Linked DNA regions of Homo sapiens: region 2 is linked to region 1. Evidence: read pairs that join two places in POLR2A ChIA-PET (ENCODE). Cell type or tissue: PC-9. All regions are shown on one strand.

Region 1 (8,000 bases):
CTTAGCTCCTCGGATCCCAGTGAATAAAAGAATCTTCACCACCACACACACCCCAGGGTGTGTTTTTCTTGAAGTAGATGAAAAGTAAGTACTTCTTTAAGCCTAAAAGAAATTTGTTTCTGAAAATAAATATAAATGTGAAGAAGATTACATTATGTTTGCATGTTTATACATTATGTAATTGAAATCTGTCCATTTGCCTATTTGATTTTTGTTACATGGAAATGTATGTTGTCTAAATTTTTAATATAAATATTTTGCATATTATAAAGTGATTACAAGTTGTATTTGATTTCTAAACAGTATGCTTTAGGTAGGCCAAGAATTATTTCATTTTACAGAGAAGACAATGAACCCACCGGCCAGTTTGCTGAGAACAGATGTATAGTATCTGATTGCGCTCAAACTGGGACCAAGACTCTGGTCTTCTAGCACTTATTCTGGTGTTATTTACACTTGCCAAGTGCTTCTCAAATCAGTTTATGATGAAATTTCAGTTAGTCTGAAGTGGGGGCGAAGGTGGGGAGAACAGATTATTTTTTGTAAAGAATTGTTCTTTATTTTGAACTTCTGTCCTTCCTACTTTTGGGGGATGTTGAAATAGTCTTTGTTATTTAAAGGATAGTGATAGTAGGTAGTAGTTATTGCTTAATGCTGTTTTTTAGTATCTTTATTTGGAAAAAGTAAATATCAGTATCACTACATCAGTATCCCGCATTTTTTCCCCACATTTATTTTAACATTTTACTTACTCATGAAATTCAAAAATCTGGGAACCAACACACCACACCACACATAACTGAAAAGCAAAAATGTCAGAAACATTTTCTTGATAATTTTTTATTAAAAAAATTTAACATCTGAAAATCAGTGTATTTGATAATGTCTACCCTGAAACCAAATAGTAATGTGTGAGATACTTAACCTGTATAAAGTAAGAAAATTCAGCTAAATATAATTCTAAAAATAGCTTAAATCTCTTGTATTAGAAAATATTTGTGGGTTTTTACACAGGGAAAATATTTACGGAATCCAGTTTTTTCTGAAGCATCCTTAGTCTTACCATCGTAAGTTTCCCATGAACCTTTATCCTGAAACTATTTCTGTGTACTAGCTGTCTGTCTATCTGATATTACCTTTTGGGTGACATTGTGTTTTTTTTGTTTTGTTTTTGAGATGGAGTCTCACACTGTTGCCCGGGCTGGAGTGCAGTGGTGCGGTCTTGGCTCACTGCAACCTCCACCTCCCTGGTTCAAGCAATTCACCTGCCTCAGCCTCCCAAATAACTGAGATTACAGGCACACACCACCACACCCGGCTAATTTTTTTATATTTTCAGTAGAGATGGGGTTTCACCATGTTGGCCAGACTGGTCTCGAACTCCTGACCTCAGGCAGTCTGCCCGCCTCAGCCTCCCAAAGTGCTGGGATTACAGGCGTGAGCCACCGTGCCTGGCCTAGGTGACATTGTTTTTATGTAATTTTAATTATGCTGTATGAATTAGCAACCTGCATTATTCATTTAACATCATCAGCATCTTTCTACGTTACGATGTGCTTTTTGTAGACTTTTTAAATGGCAACATAAACATAATTATGGAGGGCATCAGAGTCCTCTAAGGAACTTGCTAAAAGACAGATGCCTGGTCTTATTTCCAGAGCTTCTGATTTAGTAAGCATACAGCGAGACTGTGGATCTGTATTTTAGCAAGTTCGCTAGATGATTTTGATGTAATGTGTCAGATGACCAACATGTGTTAGATTATACAGCCATTTCCCCCAGGATGGGCACTTGGGTTCTTTGCTGTTTTTATAAATGCTAAGATAAACAGCTTTGCATAAAATTGTCTCACATTTAGAATGAAATACAGAAGTATTTTTAAAAGTGTATAAGAATTACCTGATGAGTATGCCACCTGTGTTGTGTATCTGTATCCCAGAGCAGTGCCTTTGCTGGGTTACCTACCTCAGGACCTGATTGGAACATCGATCCTAAGCTACCTGCACCCTGAAGATCGTTCTCTGATGGTTGCCATACACCAAAAAGGTCAGGACCTACTCCTTTATAGGAGGAAATATTTTTCTCTCATTGATTTGTTCTAATTTTTCTTTTCATCTCATTAGAGCGCAACCTTTAACCAGAGAGGCATTACATTGAAGCTGCTAAAGCAATTGTTTTCTATTTAAACATACTAAAACAGGCCAGGCACAGTGGGTCACACCTGTAATCCCAGCACTTTGGGAGGCCGAGGTGGGCGAATTGCCTGAGGTCAGGAGTTGGAGACCAGCCTGGCCAACATGGTGTAACCCATCTATACTAAAAGTACAAAAATTAGCCAGGCATGGTGGTGCACGCCTGTAATCTCAGCTACTCAGGAGGCTGAGGCACAAGAACTGCTTGAACCTGGGAGGCGGAAGTTGCAGTGAGCCAATATCATGCCACTGCACTCCAGCCTAGGCAACAGAGCGAGACTCAATCTCAAAAAAAACCACTAAAACATTTACAAATAAATGGCTTAAAAAGGACATTTGTAATCAGTATCTGTGTTAAGTAAATCCTATTTTTGTCTTATTATTTTATATAGTTTTGAAGTATGCAGGGCATCCTCCCTTTGAACATTCTCCCATTCGATTTTGTACTCAAAACGGAGACTACATCATACTGGATTCCAGTTGGTCCAGCTTTGTGAATCCCTGGAGCCGGAAGATTTCTTTCATCATTGGTCGGCATAAAGTTCGAACGTAAGCCAGTCAGTTTTCATATTTTCTAAAACATCTCTTGTATCAAATAATATTCCTTAGCTTATTGACTGCCCTCTGACTCAATTGACACATAAACTAAATAAAGCACAGATTTGTTTTCGGTGCTTTGGGGAGACAGTTTGACAGTGTGTACCGTGAGCCTTAAAAGAAGTCATAATATCAGCCTTAAAGTAGCTTAAATATCCATCATTAAGTAAACTCTGGAATATTTGCTTGATGTATTATTATATTGGTCAATGAAAATTTTTGCAGAGATCACATAACATGGAAAAATATTTGATTTTTAAATATAAAAATCAGCATACAAAATTATTTATACCTATGATTATAATTATGTTTAAAACGAACATACTATGAAATAAGGAAAAGAGAATTGAAAGGAAATAAAATATGAATTTTGGTTAAGTGTAGGTACTAGGACCTACAAGTGTTTCTTTCTTTCTTTTTTTTTTTTTTTAAAGATCTCTTTAGTGAGCATGTAAAACTTTTTATATCAGCCTTCCGCCATCAAATTCCACTTGTTTGTGTCTTTTTTTTTTTTTTTCTTTGAGACAGGTTCTCCCTCTGTTGCCCAGGCTGGAGTGCAGTGATGCGATCACAGCTCAGTGCAGCCTTAACCTCCCCTGGCTCAGGTGATCCTCCCACTTCAGCCTCCCAAGTAGCTGGGCCCACAGGTGCCTGCCAACACATTCAGCCCTTTCTTGTATTTTTTGTAGAGATGGGGTTTTGCCATGTTGCCCAGGCTGGTCTCAAACTCCTGTACTCAAGCATCCTCCTGCCTCAGCCTCCCAGAGTGCTGGAATTTTGAAGGTACGAGCCACTGCGCCCGGACTGTGTCCATTTTTTAATACTTCTTTTCCTGCCAGCACAGCTGACACCAGCTTGTTTGCTTGCTGTTGCCCATCCACGTAACAGCATCATGTGGAATGGAACGAGACCAGCCCGGCCCACAACTTCTTGTAGGCTACAGTACCCCTACCCCTAGGCCCTTGAATCTTTAGTCCTTTTTTTTTTTTTGAGACAGGATCTCAGTCTGTCACCCAGGCTGGAGTACAGTGGCCTGATCGCGGCTCACTGCAACTTCCGCCTCCTGGGTTCAAACGTTTCTCCTGCCTCAGCCTCTCCAGTAGCTGGGATTACAGGTGCACGCCACCACACCCAGCTCATTTTTGTATTTTTAATAGAGACAGGTTTCACCATGTTGGCCAGGCTGGTCTCGAACTCCTGACCTCAAATGATCCACCCACCTTGGCCTCCCAAAGTGCTGGGCTTACAGGTGTGAGCCATCACGCCCAACCCTGTGGTCCATTTTTAATTGAACTCTAGGCCTTTTGACCTGGCTCTAGGTTTCCCTCTGATGTCTATCTTTTTTAAGCATGGAAATTTTACTTGACTCCAGTATCATGCTGAGATCGAGAAGTTATGTTTTTTGGTATCTTGTTATACAGCATTGTCTACATGAACATGAACCTGAGAACAGTAGATCTACCAGTAAGACGTATTTGATCACCTGTTAATATTACAGTAGAGATGATGCCGAGCCATGGTGAGAAGAGGTCTCAAGGTTGCTCTTACCTCTTTCTACTCCAGGGTTTGGCCCCTCCGCAGAGCACGTGTAGAACTTAATGGAAGAAATGGGCTCCTGGCCGCCCTAACTCATGAGACTGATTTGTGCTAGAAAACGAATTTGATTATTAAGAAATACAGCTGCCAAGTAATTACCATTGGTATTGCTCAGAAAGGACTTTGTCCCTTCTCCCCACCCCATACCCCCCAAGTACGGAAACCTATTGGGAAATGAACATGAAATCCGATGGTTGCTTGGCATGAACGTAGGAAACTGCAGCCAGTAAGATGCCTTCATGAGGCTTCCATCTGGGGCTCGTTGATGGTCTGTGTTCCCCAGCCCCAGTCAGGGTTAAAGATACGGCCTGGATTTCTGAAGCTCTCTTTTCAGTTCTTTGATGAAATATATGTGAAATTATGCAACATATAATGAATATTCAGAATGTTTTCAGTATTTTAAAAAATTACACTGGTATTTACATCTTAACAACAAAGATTATGTGAGGGAAAGGATTTAAGGTCTAGTAGGTATTAATCTTGCTCATAAAATATTAATTATTCATTATATTTATAAAGTATAAAGCTCTGTGTAAGACAGTGTGCTGGGCCTTGAGAATGTAATGGTAATCAAAACATTCTCTTTACCATCAGGAAACCCACACTGTAATGGGAGAGACAGTAAATAAAAATGGCACTGTCATATATAACTAGAGTTTGGTAAGTGTGACAGTTGAAATGGGAAGGGGGCTGCAAGACTGTTTAGCAAGGGACCCTGCCTGTATCTCTCTCAGTCCTTCCCAGCAGCACTGCAGGCAAGCAGGTCAGGTGTCCTCAGCTCTCATTTTACAGGTAAAATCCATACTCAGTAAACTAGAGTAGCCTTCCCAGGGATCACTTCGGGAGGAGTGAAAGTGGAGACTGCAGCCAAGTTTTCTCTCTTACTCCTACTTCACTTCACATACACAGCAAAGCAATAAATACTTCATGGCATTTTTGTTGCTGTTTCATGAAGGCTGTCTCCTTATTGCCTGCAGATTAATCAGTTCTGCATTACATAGTTACTGACTTAAAATACATTTTAGTGTCTTACGCTTATAATCCCAGCACTTTGGGAGGCTGAGGCAGGAGGATCACTTGAGGCCAGGAGTTCAAGACTGGCCTGGGCAAGATAGTGAGACCCCTTCTCTACAAAAAATTTAAAAACAAAAATTAGTTGGGCATGGTGGTACGTGCCTGTAGTCCCAGCTACTTAGGAGGCTGAGGCAAGAGGGTTGCTTGAGTCCAGGTGTTCAAGGCAGTAGTGAGCCAGAATTGCACCACTGCACTCCAGGCTGGGCAGCAGAGCAAGACCCTGTCTCTTAAAAAAAAAAAAAAAAAATATATATATATATATATATATATTACATACACACACACACATACATACACAATTTAGTTTTGTAGAAATTTTCACAACTAGGAATATGTAAATCTCATAAAGCAATCTGTTCTATTTCCATTTCACTCAAAAAACAAATTCCAAATACCTCTGAAAGGTTTTCAAGCTCACAATGTGTTTATATTAGGAACCAGGTGTACTTTTATTCCCAGATCAATCAACCATGTATTTGTTCCTTTAGCAAATATGTAGTGGGTGCCTGCTATGGACCAGACACTGTTCTAGGTACTGAAGATCCAGGAGTGAACAAAGTAGACAAAATACCTCACCCCGTGGCACTTACCTGGCAGTGGGATATAGGGAGAGACAGTTACATAAAACGTATAGTGTGTCAAGTTGTGAAATAAGGTTATATATTCAGGTACTGCTTGCCACAGACATATGGTGTACCTGACGCCATGCAGATAGATATTGATCTAGATACAGTCTAGATGCTAAAGTAGAGAAAGGCGATTGGTGCAGCTGTTCCACTGTGATGGAAATGTGCAGGGTGAGTGAATAGTCCCTAGACGTGGAGATATTCCTGACTGCTTTTACGATACTGTCAGCATCCTATGATTGTCTTGATAATTTCTGCCTTTGGGAAACTGTTTCAGTTTTTAGGTAACTGAGCTGCATGTATCAGTTGAGAAACGGCAGGCTGGCATAATGGAAAAAGGACAGCCCAGGCTTGGGGGTCAGACGTAGGCGGATTCAAATCCTAACTGCTGCTTCTCGGTTATGTGAACTTGGGCCAGTTCCTCAGAGTACCTCATCCCCTGACTTTGTGTATCGGGGATAATTCCTACTTTCTGGGTTGTTGTGAGAACTCCGTGAGCTGATGCAGCTGATTCAGTATGCCTCACGAATGGGACTTGCTTTACCAAGGTACCCACAGGCAGTACAGTGTGGTGGCACACAGGGTGGACTCTGGAGCCCAGACTCTGGTCCCTTCGTGAACACCTGCTTCCCCCTTACCTGCCAGGCCACCTGGAAAAGGTATTTAATCAGGTGAAGGAGAAAATACGTGTAAAGCACTTGGAATAATAAGGATTTTCAAAATGTCAGGTATTCTTCTATGTTATAAAAACTAGTACAGGCTGGGTGCAGTGGCACACTCCTGTAATGCCAGCACTTTGGGAGGCCGAAGCGGGTGGATCATTTGAGGTCAGGAGTTCAAGACCAGCCTGGCCAACATGGCGAAACCCCGTCTCTACTAAAAATACAAAAATTAGCCAGGCGTGGTGGCGTGCACCTGTAATCCCAGCTACTCGGGAGGCTGAGGCAGGAGGATCGCCTGAACCTGGGTGGCAAAGATTGCAGTGAACCAAGATTATGCTACTGCACTCCAGCCTGGGTGACAGAGCAAGACTCTGTCTCAAAAAAAAAAAAAAAAAAAAAAAAAAACTAGTATAGTACAGTGCCTGTCACATAGAAGGTCCCAAGTAAACATCAGTTCCTTCCCTTCTTTGTAATCCTCTCTGTTGGCATGTGTGCCATTCACTGTATTCAGGTCATAGATTGAAGATGCTCTAAAATTTGAGTATAAATAAGACCGAAGGTATTGTAATAGCTACATTTTCACCACTAGGGTGGGTTGCAGAACTGTCTTAATTAGATAGCTTAAGTGTTAGGTGCAATAAACATTAAATGTTGTTTGGAAAACTTGGGGTCTTTAAAATTCTTAGAGTAAGTTACAGTTACTCAGTTACTGTCAAATTTTGAAACCAGTTATTTGCTGAAGATATTTTAGTAGCTAAGGAGGTTACTTGTCCCTGATTTCAGATTTGTACATATATAGCACTGAAACCATTACAGAAAGATGAGTGCTTTAGAGAAACTTAAGGGGCCTGTTAATGTCTCATTTGTTTCTTATTATTTTCTGTACCTTCATGAATAGAATTCTAGCCTCATATTTTTTCTTTGGAGTCAAAGAATTGTTTTGTAAAAGCATAGATCTATTCTTGGAATAGTCTATTAAAAATCACTTTCGACTTCATTTAAATTGTTTGACTCAGTCTCTCACTGGGCATTTTCTAGGAGCCCACTAAATGAGGATGTTTTTGCTACCAAAATTAAAAAGATGAACGATAATGACAAAGACATAACAGAATTACAAGAACAAATTTACAAACTTCTCTTACAGGTAAGGTGAGATTGTTAAAAATGCAAAGTTCCCTGAATTGTGTTTTGTTTTAATGCTCAGTAAATTCACTTCACAAAAATAAACTGTAAAGGGAGACAAATCTTTGCCC
Region 2 (8,000 bases), 290 kb after region 1:
CTTGGCTCACTGCAACCTCCACCTCCTGGGTTCAAGCAATTCTCCTGCCTCAGCCTACTGAGCAGCTGGAATTATAGGTGCCTGCCACCACAATGCCTGACTGATTTTTGTATTTTTAGTAGAGATGGGATTTTGCCATGTTGTCCAGGCTGGTCCTGAACTCCTGACCTCAGGTGATCTGTCCATCTCGGCCTCCCAAAGTGCTGGCATTACAGGCATGAGTCACCATGCTGGGCCTCTAGTTTATCCTTTCTAGATTTCTTTTACACAAATTAGCTGATCCATGAGCATTTTTTTTTTTTTTGAGACAGAGTCTCGCTCTGTCGCCCAGGCTGAAGTGCAGTGGTGTGATCTCGGCTCACTGCAAGCTCCTCCTCCCCGGTTCACGCCATTCTCCTGCCTCAGCCTCCCGAGTAGCTAGGACTACAGGCGCCCGCCACCACGCTGGGTTATTTTGTATTTCTTTTTTTTAGCGGAGACGGGGTTTCACCCTGTTAGCCAGGACGATCCACGAGCATTTTTATGGATTCCTTTCTTTTTTTTACATGACTCCATCTTTTTTTGGATGTGCTTCACAGTAAGTTGCAGTGGTCAGTACACTTTGTCCCTGAACACTTCAACACACCTATTGTTAACTAGAATGAAATATTTGTGTATGGTTATGTTTTTGAGGAAAAATTTGTATGCAATAAAATGCATAACTCTTAAGTGTATCTTCAGATTAATTTTCACTAATGTATATGCTTTTGTAATGGAAACCCCTAACAACACCTAATAAGATGTTTGGGAGGCGGAGACGGGTGGATCACTTGCGGTCAGGAGTTTGAGACCAGCCTGGCCACCATGGCAAAACCCCGTCTCTACTAAAAATACAAAAATTAACTGGGCATGGCAGCATGCACTTGTAATCCCAGCTACTTGGGAGGCTGAGGCAGGAGAATCACTTGAACCTGGGAGGTGGAGTTTGCAGTGAGCTGAAATCGTGCCATTGCACTCCAGCCTGGGTGACAGGAGCAAAATTCTGTCTCAAAAAAAAAGAAAAGGGGAAAAAAAAGAAGAGATGTACAACATCACCCTAACTTCATGAAGTTCTCCCCTGCCCCTCCCAGATCATCCCTGTTCCAGCTCCCAGGATAACTGGTGTTCTAATGTTTTTCTACCACAGACTAGTTTTGCCTCTTCAAGAACTTCACATAAATAGAATCATACAATTTGTACTCATTTGTGGAAAGCCCTGTTCACTCAGCATAATTTTTTTTTTTTTTTTTTTTTTTTTTTTTGGGAGGCAGAGTCGTGCTCTATCCCCTAGGTTGGAGTGCAGTGGCATGATCTCGACTCACTGCAACCTCTGCCTCCCGGGTTCAAGCGATTTTCCTTTCTCAGCCTCCCAAGTAGCTGAGATTACAGGCAGGTGCCACCACACCTGGCTAGTTTTTGTATTTTTAGTAGAGACGGGGTTTTGCCATGTTGGCCAGGCTGGTCTCAAACTCCTGACCTCAGGTGATGCACCCGCCTCGGCCTCCCAAAGTGCTGGGATTACAGGCGTGAGCCATCACGCCCGGCCCCTCAGCGCATTCTCATTTTGCTGTGCACCAATAGTCCATCCCCTGCATTGCTGTATGGCGTTTCAGTGCATGAATATAGTACAGTTTATTGTTAATCCATTTTTGAAATGCAGGCTTGAAAAGCGAAGCATTTCCATTTATGTGCAGTTAGTCGTTTTTTCACCTGATGCTTCAGATTATTCTGGTGTTCCAGTGACCATGGTACATATATTTTAAATTATTTAAAATAATTCAGCTTTAAACATATTGCCTTTTGTTTTTGTTTGTTTGTTTTTGTAGAGGTAGGGTTTCACCATGTTGCCCAGGCTGGGCTTAAACTCCTGGGCTCAAGTGACCCTCCCACCTTGGCCTCCCAAAGTGCTGGGATTACAGGTGTGAGTCACTGCACCTGGCCCATATTGCCTTTTGCCGATAGATAGATGATAGACAGATAGATAGATCGATAGATAGATAGATAGATAGATAGATAGATAGATAGATAGATAGACAGATAGATAGATGATAGATAGATACATAGATACATAGATAGATAGATACATAGATAGATAGATAGATAGATGATAGATAGATACATAGATAGTGCTTCTCTTTCAAAAGAGCTCAGTGCTAAACACTATTAGACTCTCTCTATGCAGATAGACAAAATGTCCTTTAAGATACTGAACGTTAAGAAATGAATTTAACAAAAGCTTTCATTTAGTAACCATTTCTTGAACATTTCTTATATGCCTGTTACAGTGGTAGGCGTCTGGGAATACAGGCATGAGGAGGACAGAGGCTGCTTCGTGGGTGTTTTAGTGCATTAGGATGCCATCTGAGACAGACTTTTCTGTGAAAAATCTTAGTCATCATCTCCTGGGTTTCCTCTGAATCTTGTGAGAAGGGCAGGGACATTCGAGGCTGGTAGTTCTGATGGTAAAACTGTACCATGGGTTTTGCAGCTGTCCTGTGGGCTTGGGGTTATGAACAATGTAAGTAGAAGCAGAGAATGAGCGAGAACAAAATGGATCCTCACATGGACCCGGGAGCTCTTCCACCAATGAATCTTGGTATCAGGGAACAATTCTGGTCAATTTGGGGCCAAGTCTCCCGGCAGCTGAGTTCTGTCCCCGACGCACCTTGACTTCATGGGGGAGAGAGGGGCTCATACAGTCAGCCTCTGTATAAGGTGACTGCTTCCTTGACCTCTTACATGTGCACAAAACAAAGCCAAGGGTGGTGAAATCATTTGCTCAGGTATTTGATGAATGCTGAATTTAGCTGAATACATTTGTCCATTTTAATTCTCTCACTCTTTTTAATCTTATTGAGTAACCCGTAAGAAAACTTTTTGGTATAATCCCGTAATTTCTAAACCTGGAAATGATAAATGCTTTAAAAAAAATGAACTGGAATGGAAAGGACTTTCTTCCAGAACACTTTAAAGAAACATATTATCATGTGGAATCTCATTTTGAATGAATCAGAGTACAGTAAATCTCAAAATATCCACTGACTTGCCTGCTGTGGTTTACTCAACAGGAAAATGACTTCAGCAGCATAATCTTTTACTCCAGATCCACATCAGGCAGCTTTTTGTGCTGTTCTGAAAACATCTTAATTCTTCCCCAAGTACCATGTTTCTTGGAATTATTCACCGGAAATTAATAGTATTCTGAATTTTAAAGCAATTCAAACCACAAGTGACTTTGTAATGGCTCTTAGCAGTAGTATAAAAAGCAATTGAGCACAGTTTATGATAGCATTAGTCACTATTGTGTATAGTACTCCCTTCCTCTGTCCCAAAGATGTGTGTTTCTATCCCTCTGTGATCACTGGCCTGCTGTACTGGGTAGGGATAGCAAACAAGACAAATTAGTAAAATACGTTGGGAATGTCAAGGACTAGGGGAAAAAATTAGGTAAGAACAGGATCTTGAACAAGCTGGGGTAGAGGCAGCAGGGAGATCAAAATAGTAAATGGGGGCCGGGCACAGTGGCCCATGCCTGTAATCCCAGCACTTTGGGAGACTGAGGCAAGCAGATCACTTGAGTCCAGGAGTTCAAGACCAGCCTGGTCATCACGGCAAAACCCCATCTCTACTAAAAATACAAAAATTAGCCAGGTATGGTGGCCCATGCCTGTAATCCCAGCTACTCGGGAGGTTGAGGCGGGAGAATCACTTGAATCCAGGAGGCAGAAGTTGCAGTGAGCTGAGATTGCACCATTGCACTCCAGCCTGGGTGACAGAGTGAGACTCTGTCTCAAAAAAAAAAAAAAAAGGAAAAAGAAATAGTAAATGGGGTGATCCAGGAAGGTGTCACTGGGAAGGTGACATATGATTAATGACCTCAATAATCTGTGAGTAACGTGGACATCTGGGGGAGAACATTCCAGGCAAAAGGAAGAGCACGTGCAAAGGCACCATGGCCAAGTGTGCCTGTGAGCACAAATGCACAACTGGAATGTGGTGAACACGGGGGAGCGCAGGAGGGGACAGGAACAGAGAGGGGGTCAGGGGCCACATCAGAGAAAACTGCACCATAATGACTTTGGCTTTTACTTTGAGTGACAGGGGAAGCCATTGAGGGCTTTTGTTGTTTGAGACCAGGTCTCACTCTATCACCTGGGCTGGAGTGCAGTGGCACGATGACGGCTCACTGCAGCCTCAACCTCCTGGGCTCAGGTGATCCTCCCACCTACTACAGATGTGCACCACCTAGCCTGGCTAGTTTTCTTTTTGTATTTTTTTGCAGAGATGGGGTTTGGCCATATTGCCTAGCCTGGTCTCAAGAGATCCGCCTGCCTTGGCCTTCCAAAGTGCTGGGATTACAGGCATGAGCCACCACGCCTGGCTTCATTGGAGGGTTTTGGGCTAAGACATGACATAATCTGATTTATGTCTTAGCACCCAAAGCAGAGAGAGCAGTTGAGAGACTCTCATGGACTGGAGGCTGAAGCACACAAGTTCCTCTGGAGAAGGCAGAGGCCATTCCCAATGTTGAGAGACAGGTCAATTCTCCCCAGGCAAGAAAAAATAAGGATGAATGGCAATTGTTCAGAGAATGGACTAGCTGGGGATTAAATGTCTGTTATTTTTGGAAGATAGCTTTTTTTTTTTTTGGTGCCCTGCTTGTGGTTTCTTGTTGCATCCTTCAGAGCACGCCACAGGGAAAGATAAGAGCATGGCCTTCCAAATCTAGCACTGAATTAGAAGACCTTATTTTTGGCCAGGCTTGCTAGCCCAGCACTTTGGGAGGTGAGGCAGGTAAATCGCTTGAGGCCAGGAGTTCAAGACCAGGCTGGCCAACATCGTGAAACCCTGTCTCTACTAAAAATACAAAAATCAGCCAGGGGTGGTGGCGCATGCCTGTGGTCACAGCTACTCGGGAGGCTTGAGGCAGGAGAATCACTTGAACCCAGGAGGTGGAGGTTGTAGTGAGCCAAGATTGACTCACTGGACTTTAGCTTGGGCAACAGAGCAAGACTCTGTCTCAGAAAAAAAAAAAAAAAAAAAGACCTTATTTCCAGTCTTGGTCCTGATGTTGACCTTGTAATATCCTGGGGCTGGTTACTTAATCTTTCTGAGCTTTAGTTTCCTCCGTGGAGAGTATGTTTGTTAATTACATTATGGAATTATTATGTCAATTAATAACATGGTAATGACCCGAGGGCCATAAAGTACTCTGAGTGTCTTTGACATAGGCATGACAGACAACTGTGGTAGTGACAACACTAGTGTCGCTACTGAAAGAAACACATGGCATTTCAGCACCAAAAAAGGTTCATGGACAGGAAAACTGTGGGCGACCGGGAGGAGATGGTGGCGTGAAGTTGGAAAGACATGAGTGGTGAGGAGGATGACATTTAATTTCAGGACATTTTGATGGATGTGAACAGGGATTTCGTCATGCTGTTTGTAAAAGGTTGGGCATATTAGAAGGGTGAGGACAAAAGAGAGTGTGTGTAACGTAAATCACTTACTGGCCCCAGAATCTGGTGTGACCGCACGTGCCGTCTTTCCACCCCGTTCATACTCAGCTGCTGCAGCTGACTCAAAGACTTTATATTTTTGAGCAGCCTGTTCAAGAGGCTAGCGAGGTTGACCTCTGATACGTCTGCCATGTGTAATCACAGGTGTACTGAAATGTGTGACATTTATTATCCTTATTACACACTAATTTGTCAAACAAAACTGAAGTGTCACATAAAGTGGCACAACTTTGGATGAATAATGAGGTGGACCGTGGTGGATCTTTTGAAAGACACAGGCTGATCAGACTGGGATGACAGCGTGTCATTGACTAAGGAGAGAGCATTCAAGGTCATCTATCAGTTGGGGTTAAGATGTCTATTGCGAGCCAGGAGAGGTGGCTCATGCCTGTAATCCTAGCACTTTGAGAGGCCATGGAGAATTGCTTGAGGCCAGGAATTTGAGACCAGCCTGAGCAACATGGCAAGACCCCATCTCTACAAAATATATTTTTTTTTCCAAGAAGAAAACAAAGTTAACTGGGCATGGTGGCATGCACCTCTAGTCCTAGCTACTCAGGAGGCTGAGGCAGGAGGAGTGCTTGACCCTGGAAGGTGGAGGCTGCAGTGAACTATGATCGCGCCCCTGCACTCCAGCCTGAGTGACAGAGCAGACTCTGTCTCCAAAAAAAAAAAAAAACAAAAAGTCTGTTGCTTTAAGTGCTTTGTTTATTCATCCAACAGATAGTTTTTGATAATATACTGTGTTGGGCGCTGCAAGGTATAAAAAGATGAGTAAGACACGGCTCCTATCACCAGTGAGTTTATAATCTAACAGGGAAATAACTATACAATCAGGCAGTTTGTGATATGTGTCATGGGCATTCATGAAAGTGGCAGAGGTCAGGGGGCGGGGGTCCCTTCCAGCTGGGAGGAATAGGGATGCTTTGTGGAGGAACTGGCATCTGAGCAGGAGGCAGCCGTGCATTCACATTGAGGGGATAAGAAGCTAGGAGACTGTTGGTGAGGCCTCACAGGGAGGCTCCACCTGGACTGGACTTTGGAGGCCAGGTCATTCATTTGACACAGAGGAGACTGAGGAGACATTACGAGCCAAGAGCCAGCCCTGAACACGGTATGGGTGTGTTACAGGGGGGCCATCAGGTAGACCGGAGCAGGAGAGAGTTCTGACGATGTAGAATTGGGCAGGTTTTACGTCTGAATGTCAGGTTGCGGAGTCTGCAGGTGGTGGAAAAGTATCAAAGATTTCTGAGCAACGGGCATTTTGGGGCAACAAATCTGGCAGTGAGGTCTAGGATAAACCAAAGGGCAAACGAGACAAGAAACGAGGAGACTCTTGAGATAGTGCAAGTTAGAGGTGAGGAACCAGGATGGATGGGAAAATGACAGGAGAGGCAGGTGAAGATGTCATTTCAAAGGAAGCAAATGAACACGGTTTGAGCAGTATAAACCCTGAAGAGCCATAAAAGCAAAATCTAAATATCAGGGATTATTGAAGGGAAGGAAGAGGGAAGCTGCAGGGTCAGCGTGAGGCTGGAAGTGGAGGCATGGAACAGGGAAGCTGGGAGATGCAACCTCAGTCTGGCAAATCATTATAGACTCTAACCATCAGCATGGTGGAGACCAACTGGTCCCTCCTGCCAGTTGCGTATCTTGAACTCTTCAGGTATGTAACTGATAAATGGCAGCTAGGGTTTCTCAACGCCTCATCCACTCGGAGCCATCTAATCTCCGTCAACACGGTCAGATGTCTGGTTCCTGCTGCTTGGCCTTATTTCCACGGGCTGTCCATGTCAGCATGGAAGTGAGCACTCGTGCAGCTTTGGTGGAGAATAAAGGTCATGTACATACGTGCTCATTTCTAAATGAGCTGTAATTATATTTGCATCTCAGGACTCCATGACTCACCTCTGCCCTTATTAACTCCACCCAGTGATCTGCCTCTTGCATTCAAAGATGAAGTCACTCCATCCACTTCACTTTTCAAATCTTGGCAGAGCTTTCATGATGATTTTTTTCTTTGAAAGGAATCCAAAAGTTTGGATACCAAACTTTCAGAGCCATCAAGGGCTCCTAGGGAGACGCGTCCATCCCCAAATGTGAGGTGTGTTGTGTTGTGTGTTTCTTGCTGAGACATGGTGAGCTCCTCCACATCAGAGGGCAAAGTGCCCATGGGCAGCAAATGTGCTTGTCACGTTGAACTTTAACCAAAGATCAAAAAGCATGGCGGAGATTCGAGTTTCTTAATCTAAGTCGGTTTAAACTCCTGGTGAGAGGGGAGAAGCAAAACAAATATGAGCGTGACATCCTGCTTTTAGCGCTGAGAGCCGTGGTTCACAGGAAAAGGCTGTGAATCAGAAGGGGCCAAGAGCTCATCCTCTGGTCAGCACAAGCGATGTTTTCCACAAGGGAATGAGCCGAAGTGAAGAAGGCAGAAAAACACTGGAATCCCTTAAAATGCCT

Evidence for each region. Peaks named below come from ENCODE experiments on the same cell type or tissue, not always from the same donor. Only the 100,000 strongest peaks of a DNase experiment are listed, where the experiment ranks them.
Region 2: POLR2A ChIA-PET joins it to region 1 with 19 read pairs; 3 of 35 experiments call an interaction of 5 or more read pairs at or near these places.

The regions. Positions count from the first base shown.
Region 1 is chr1:7,801,108-7,809,107 of GRCh38, forward strand. PER3 (period circadian regulator 3) reads left to right here. Exons shown (of 22, transcript NM_001377275.1): 8 at 6-84; 9 at 1,940-2,046; 10 at 2,585-2,741; 11 at 7,786-7,891. Among named protein-coding and RNA genes, the nearest start is that of PER3, 21 kb to the left of the region's middle. In PC-9, CTCF peaks have their summits at 7,352 and 7,551; no DNase peak of the experiment used is centred here.
Region 2 is chr1:8,087,259-8,095,258 of GRCh38, forward strand. All of the region lies in intron 2 of ERRFI1-DT (ERRFI1 divergent transcript), which reads left to right. Among named protein-coding and RNA genes, the nearest start is that of ERRFI1-DT, 65 kb to the left of the region's middle. RefSeq lists an enhancer at 7,211-8,000. In PC-9, no CTCF peak of the experiment used is centred here; DNase peaks (open chromatin) are centred at 3,113 and 3,903; H3K27ac peaks cover 4,552 bases.